Regions from separate parts of the Homo sapiens genome. Here all the other regions are linked to region 2. Evidence: read pairs that join two places in POLR2A ChIA-PET (ENCODE). Cell type or tissue: MCF 10A. All regions are shown on one strand. Region 1 overlaps KCNC2 (potassium voltage-gated channel subfamily C member 2). Region 2 overlaps LOC105369842 (a long non-coding RNA gene). Region 3 overlaps KCNC2 (potassium voltage-gated channel subfamily C member 2).

Region 1 (2,500 bases), 230 kb before region 2:
GATTACTTGTTTAGTATCCATTCCTTCTTGAGGGCAGAGATCATGCCTATTTTTCACTGTATTGTCTTTAGTGCTTCACACTATGCTTGGCCCTGTGCTCACTAATTGCAGAATGAAAAAGAGGACTTAGCAAATTGTCCTAAATCAGCTGACATTGGAAGACAGAATGCTTGGTTTCTTTATGAGACCCAAAAGGGAAAATTTGAAAACAAAGCAGCTGTAATTAACAGGAAATTCATTGAAATCAAATATGTATTTAAGAGCCAAGTCAGGAATTCAATAGCACTGATCATGAATATTCGTAGCATTAGGAAATAGGAGTGAGATAAACTGAGAACTGGAAACATTGTAAGGGTTAGGAATGGAAACACAGAGGGTACCAAGGCCAGTCCTAGCATCATGGATACCGTGGTCCAGAGAGAGCTGTATACAGACACTGTGCAAATGGTGGCTATTGGAAAGTTGCCCTATATTGGTTGCAGAGGGAAATGAAATGGGGATACAATATAGTTACATCTGTTATTAAAAAATGTATAGGGTTAAGTCTTTTGTTGATTCATACTCAGAGCTCTCACTTAAGGAAAAAGTATTGCAATGGAAAAAGAAATGAAAAGATGTAAGCTGCTAATAATCAAGAGTACAATCTCAAGGCCCTCTGCAAAACATACTATGGAGCCCCTCTCAAATAATTCCCATATCTCTTCTTACAAGAAACACTTACTAAGGTCCAGCAACTGCCTTTCCTGGGAGGGTAATTAATAATCACATGCCAAGGAGTCTTTTGTAAGAGCCTCTCCTTGTTGCCAGAGTCTTCCATCAATTTTAGCACTTCTGTGTCAGGGACAGGATATTCTTTTCATGGCTTTGGCTTCAGTTGTGATCTTACTCCAAGCAGCTTCAGAAGTTCAAGAGTGCTAGTCCCTAGGATTTAGAGATAGCATATGGATTTTTTCCAGCAGTATAAAGAACTGGCTGGGCTTAAGAAATGGCATTACAAAGAAATGCTGCTATGTGCAATACCAGCTGTAAATCTTGCCAGATTTAGAATATAGGGTTGTGGTATGCCAGCAGCGGGGAGTCTATGACTCCTGGTTCAAGGCCAGGGCAGGAGGCTTTCTGCCAAGCCTCAATGCCAAGATGCCCAGGAATCTGTCTGTGGTCTATACTGCAACATAAATCAGTTGTGAATATTGACAAGACACTGTAGCTATACCGTGGAATCTCTGCAACTATTAAAATGATAGAGTATTTGGGGATAATGGAAAACGTGTTGTTCTATATTCCCCTTAAATGCAAATGACTAGAAATATCAAACTGAAGCTCATGAGAGACTTAGCCTTCTGTTTTATTCATTCTGTATTTATTGCATTTGAATCCCCAGTCTTATATTAATTATAAGCGAGATGGAGATGATGGGCTGGAAATCCTCTTCGAAAGCTTTATGCAGAGCATGATAACTCTTTGATTCACATTTTGCCGGATTTGGTTTTATAGTTGTATTCTAAAGATAATCAGAATTATTATCAGATATAATCAGATATCTTTATTCAGTTGAAAGGGTCATCTGTTTCTTAAACTACCATGTATTTAGTTACTGTTGTTGACCAAAATATTACACTAAACTTTTTGCTTATGTTGTCTTAATTCTCAAAGAAAATCTTTGTGGTGGAGGTTGTTATTACCATTTTATATATGAGGAAACTGAAAACTTTCAGATACGGAAAGCTTTCCAAGTGAAGGAGCAGAGTTGGTGCACAGAACAACCTCAAAGCCTATGCAGTCTACCCTGGACCTATGCAGCTCTCTGGGGCAAGAGTCTTTACTAAATGCAAACAATGCAGAATGATAGAAGTAACATGACCTTGAAAGTTGAACTGGTTTCAAATTCTGGCCCACTTCACCCGTTATGGTTAAGTTTTCATGGTTAAGTCACCAGTTTCTCTGAATATGTTTATTCATCTGAATAATGAAGATAACAATTATTATAATATTATATTACAGTGTTATTTTGAGGATCATGTGAGACATTGTAAGGGAAAGCACTTAACTAACCCTTTTCACGATCTCTACTAGAGAGAAAATATCCACCTTCCTAGCAGTGATTAGTTTTGGGCAAAGCCACATTTTAAACAAAACCTACATTTTGAAGTTACCTATGAATGCTTCATTTGGCAGCCTCTGCATGCTGTTTTTGTTATATTCCTGAAAACAAGAGTGAGCAGCCTCAGATCCCAGTCTGTCAGTTACCCCATTGTGTATAATATTAATCTATTTGACAGGGCCATTTTGTGAAAAGGAAATGACTTAAAGGATACCATGGAAGGGGGTATTCAGCAAACACATTCCATGTACCATTTCAATTAATTGGTTCGTTGTTTTATTCTTTGTAATTTCAGTGTCCCACTATGATTTAGATGGATTCTCACCAGGCCTGTTAACTTACCATGGAGTTGATCAAAAGTAAGGTGTAGGCATCATACTTGTTTTGTAAGCAAATTTC
Region 2 (2,500 bases):
CATCCACAACAGCTGGTTGTATATTATCTGTCTTTGTAACAGCTGAGAGAAAAGATCAGTTAATTCTCCTTGAGAAGCAACTGCAGATGAAATTATCAGGCCAATTTGTCTATTTTAGATGGCTATTTTAAATAGCCCTTTACATCACATGACATTGAGGATCACCTTAAAAGCAGATGATAGTTAACTAAGGAAATATGCCCACCACACATATAAATTATGGGTTTTTCAAATTGGAAACACTGGCCTTGAAAAGGAAAGATGGATTCTTTGAGACCCTATAAAATTTTCTGTTTTCCACATTTTGCAAGATGAAGAAAACTAAGGGAGCTCAATTCTGAGATGCAAAAAACCTGGACCCCAATCCCAAAATGGCTTACATAATAATTCTCTAACTCAAGGATGAGATTTTTTTTAAGAGTGACTCATTCCCCTGTTATTTAAGATAAGTTTATTAGTATTAGATCCCTATCTGTAGTGTCGTGAAGATGAAACATGAATTGGCATTTTGATGAGATTGAGTAAATAATACTACTTACCTATGCATTTTTATTTTCCATGTTATCTCAATATTTTTAAATTTAATATATGCCAGCTTTATGTCAGGCCAGATGCTTCACATTCCTTATCTTTAACCACTATAAAAATCTTACAAGGTATCTAGTTTATAATCTCAAAGCTGAAAGGTTCCAGACAACTTTCTAATATATTTTTGTGCAAATGATGATGATCCCACTAACTTTAGGGAAGATAAGTGGAGAGTTAGAAAAATGAAGCTTCTAGCAACACTCAAAATATAATTCTGATTCTAGCTATATGGTATGGGTCCCATATAACTGCGTGAGAAAAAGGAACCCAGTGATCCTGACGTAGTTGGTTCTTGTATCTTGTTGTTACCTGGGTTAGACAAAATTGCTTGCAGTTAAAGTTGTTCAGCCATCTCTCCATATATGCAAAATGAAAGAAAATTGTTTCTATTTTCTTAATATCTATATATATTGCACAAATTATATTTGTGCAAATCCATTTAGCCAGCCTCCAAAATTTCAAATGAAATTAGTTTCAAATAGTTTTCAAATTACCAAATGAAATTTTTTGCAGTGTAACTATATGGTACATACTGAAGACTCAATATTCTTTATGATGTTCCTGAATGCATCTGGGAGGTTTTTTTTTGCTGTATTTAATCAATTTCATGTTTGTAATGTATTACATTAACTCAGTCTAGTTTTCTTGTCTTTATTAAACAGCCTTCTTTTAATGTTTGAAATCACATTTATAGCCAAAGACAAAAATCTTTGATAATTCTGCTTTAAGTAGCTTCCAAAATTAGAGGCTAGTTTATGTAACTATGTTAATATTCTCATTCCATAGATGGATACTAAAAGAATATGAAGGGTTTGTTGGTTTATTACACAGGGACACTGCATTGACGGTATCACATGTGTTTCTTTAGTATGGTAGCTGCCAGCAGAAACTCCGGTTTTAGTGAAGCTTTGCACAGGCTCTTACCTCTTGCCGGGACTGACTCTGTTATAAATAGCTTGGCCATGACTCATCATTAGACTCATATCAGGAATCAGCCTGAGCTCCTCTGGCTTACTCAGAGATTTGCCCTGCGTTATGGCTCATATTTTTATATTCATATAGAGTGGATAAAATTCATTTAATGGACTTTTCTCTGCTATTCTATATTACCAAATGGGGTGCAATCATTTTGTGATTTCTGGGTGGCTGAATTTTTGAGATATACTCTTGCTGTGTGAGCAAGTCATCAACCGTAAACAGTGTTATCCTACATCCTTACCACCAGATGAGAATACCTCAGAGGTTGAACAGCACACACTCTCTCTCCTCTATTACACACACACTCTCCTCTCTCTCTTTCCTCTGTGTGTGTGTGCACACACACATGTTTAGGACAGGAAAGAGACGGGGAGGATAACTTGAATTCATCAGAATTTTCCAGTGGGGAAAAGAAAATTCCAATATCCTATCACTGCAGATGCTAGAAGAAGGTGACTCTATCTCACCTGCCACATGTTTTGTATCGATCTGACACCCTTTCCCTACATAATATTAAGGGGTTGGCATTGCTAAAAACCATGAGCAAATAAGTGAGATTTGAGTAAGATATACAAGGATGTATGAGTCACATATTAGACAGGGGAATGCTGTTAGCTGCCATAACAAACCTCCCCCAAATCAAAGGGCTTTATGTGTGTTCATAAATCTTGTTCCTCATGTCATAATCTACTGTTAGTAGTGTGGATCACCTGAAAATCTCTTTTTGAAAGGGTGACTTGATTATCTGGGCTCCTTTTATTGTGTGGCTTCTCTATCTTGAAGTCATTTTCTTATGGCTACAGAAACAAAGAGAGACAGAGAGAGAGAGGGAGGAAAATTTGGCATTTGAGAGTTTACTTTTGGAAGTGGAATCACATCACTTTGCCCTGCTTTTTATTGTCCAAATCTAATTACAAAGTCACAACCTTACTGC
Region 3 (2,500 bases), 200 kb before region 2:
TGAGAGTAAATATGTTGCTGAATGTTATATAGCTAATGAGTTTCATAGACCAGCTCTAAAACAATATCTGTCAGACAAAAAGTCTATCCCTCAATTATTAGGCATTTTTTTTTTCCATAACTGATATCCATTGCCATGAAATGTATGATTCTGTCACTTGGGGGCAGTTAAGAGCTTGAGAAGAAAGGAAGGGTACAGTACTGGGGGCCAAAGGGTTTCATTTGAAACACATAAGCCTGTGTCATATCGAGATTCTTCTGCCTGAAGATGCTTTTTGGAAAGGTTCTTTGAATCAGTTTCCAGATCACTGGGGTGAGGAGGCAGCTTTCCTCCAGCCTGTGCTCATGTTCTCAGGCCTGGCCTCTCCAGCCTGTGCCTATGCTTTGCATTTTCAGGCTCTACAGTACTGTGTACTCACAGATAGGAATCTGTAAATTAACTAGCAGTGTAGGCCTGGAATTCTCCCAAATTTGGTTGAATGAGATTAATGTGGATGAGGGAATTAAGATCATGAGCATAAAAAATGGTAATTTTCTTGACTGATAAAGGTCACGACTCTCAAAATAGTGAAAACACTGAGAAAGATTAATCAGAAAATGTATCCTGTCTTTACAAGATTATTAGAGGTTTAAACATTGCTGAAATGGCCAAGCATAGGAATAATTGCTTATAAGATTGCTAAGAGCATCAACAGATATTTCTCTGCTTATCTAAAACGATAGCCAAAGCATGTATAAATCAAAGCCTCTAGAATGTTATCTTGACTAACTGGAAGAGGTAGCATGTACTAATGCTAAGGTGAGTGATTAGAGATAGGTATCCTCATCATAACTGCTTTCAATGAGTTCTGAGGCCCTAACAAATTCACATCATACCCCATATCCAATGCTACCTTTAATACAAGGAGGCAACTGTGAACCACATTTGGCTTATAGGAACAGTGTAAAGATAAAATGGTTTAATATTTTTGAAATTTCTATCTTTATGGAATTTCTCATATAGAGTTATCATTAATTGTTTATGTATCTTTCTTCTGAAGCTCTAAGTTCCATAAAGACAAGGACTAAGAAAGTATAATTCAATTTTGCATCCTCAGTACCTAACAGAGAACTTGGTACATAGAAAATATTTGATGATTTATTTTTTGTTGAATAACTACATGAATAAAATGAAGTGAGTCAAAAAGTGCTTTTGAATTTACAAACATTGTAAAAATATGTCATAGCTATTCAACTCCAGTTTCCTAGTTGAGTCAACTACCAAAGAAACCCTCTTAACTCAGAATGTAACATAGAAGATGTATACAATGCTGTCCTGCTTAATGTCAGAAATTTCAAATGTTCACTTTTCCTTCATTTTCTTGAACTATGTCTCTGTATTTATATATGACTTAAGATAAATATGTGTGTGTATATATATATATATATATTTTTTTTTTTTTTTTTTTTTTGCCAAATGAACTTGCTTTTTATGGGACTACATTCTACTGGCTTGAAGGTGAACTAAAAATATCTCTTATCCCTGAAGCCTGGTGCTGACTCATGGAGCGTGTCTACTACATGACCAAATGTAGGTTGAGAACAAATTAGAAACATCTGACTTATTCACATGCATTTTAGTATTTCAAGAGGAGACACACGAAGAAGGTAAAATATAGCAAGCAAATTAACATACAAAACTGCATTTTATTTTTTATCTTAGTTAAATTTGTCTGATAATTCTTTTGTTATGCATGTTCTTGCACCTTAGCCAAAACTGCACATTGGCAAATAACAGGGACTACAGATGGCTCAACAGCCAGGAACCATTTGTGGTTGAACAAATTTGGCACACTGTCTTGTCTTCTAATAACCAGACTTCTGACCTATTGACCCCTCCCTGATTCTTCCCTCCACAAACCAAGGAAAGCCCTTCCAAGTGGTTTTTAGAGCTAAGTAGTAGCTTCTTGAATTTTGGTATAGAGAAACTTTAGAGTCATCATTAGTGTTTCCTACATTTTAAATATTTCCTAGAATATGAATAGAGCATACTATAGTATGAGTGAAAACATATTTATCTAGAAAAGCTGAATTACATTAAAATTGTCAGTTTTAGAACTGACAAGGGCATAGGTCCGACTTTCACCTTCAGCAGAAAAAAAAGTGTACTGAGAAATATTTAAAGGGTGGGAAATCAGGTCTTTTGTATATTAACATAATGTATTTTCATCACTACCATTGCATTAATGACACAGCTCTAAAGTCATCTTTAATTACCTAATTTTCTTGTTCTTTATATTTTGAGAAATGAGTCGTTATTTGGAAGGTTACTAGGAAAGTAAACATAATCAGTTAAATGGTGTGTGTCTCTGGAAGTACTATTGTGAAAGAATGAAGTAAAGGCCTATAAGTAGAGGCCAACAACACCCTAGAGCATCTATTTTCCATTTGAGAAATAACTATTTAAATATATTCATTCATTGAAGATATGTGTGACCTAAGAGAATTAATGGAGCTTTCAA

The links. ChIA-PET counts read pairs that join two places held together with the same protein. Peaks named below come from ENCODE experiments on the same cell type or tissue, not always from the same donor. Only the 100,000 strongest peaks of a DNase experiment are listed, where the experiment ranks them.
Region 1: POLR2A ChIA-PET joins it to region 2 with 6 read pairs; 2 of 35 experiments call an interaction of 5 or more read pairs at or near these places.
Region 3: POLR2A ChIA-PET joins it to region 2 with 5 read pairs; 2 of 35 experiments call an interaction of 5 or more read pairs at or near these places.

The regions. Positions count from the first base shown.
Region 1 is chr12:75,118,947-75,121,446 of GRCh38, reverse strand. The region is part of intron 2 of KCNC2 (potassium voltage-gated channel subfamily C member 2); the gene reads left to right. Among named protein-coding and RNA genes, the nearest start is that of KCNC2, 90 kb to the left of the region's middle. In MCF 10A, no CTCF peak of the experiment used is centred here; a DNase peak (open chromatin) is centred at 1,076.
Region 2 is chr12:74,889,418-74,891,917 of GRCh38, reverse strand. The region is part of intron 2 of LOC105369842 (a long non-coding RNA gene); the gene reads right to left. Among named protein-coding and RNA genes, the nearest start is that of KCNC2, 320 kb to the left of the region's middle. In MCF 10A, no CTCF peak of the experiment used is centred here; a DNase peak (open chromatin) is centred at 1,547.
Region 3 is chr12:75,085,611-75,088,110 of GRCh38, reverse strand. The region is part of intron 2 of KCNC2 (potassium voltage-gated channel subfamily C member 2); the gene reads left to right. Among named protein-coding and RNA genes, the nearest start is that of KCNC2, 120 kb to the left of the region's middle. In MCF 10A, no CTCF peak of the experiment used is centred here; no DNase peak of the experiment used is centred here.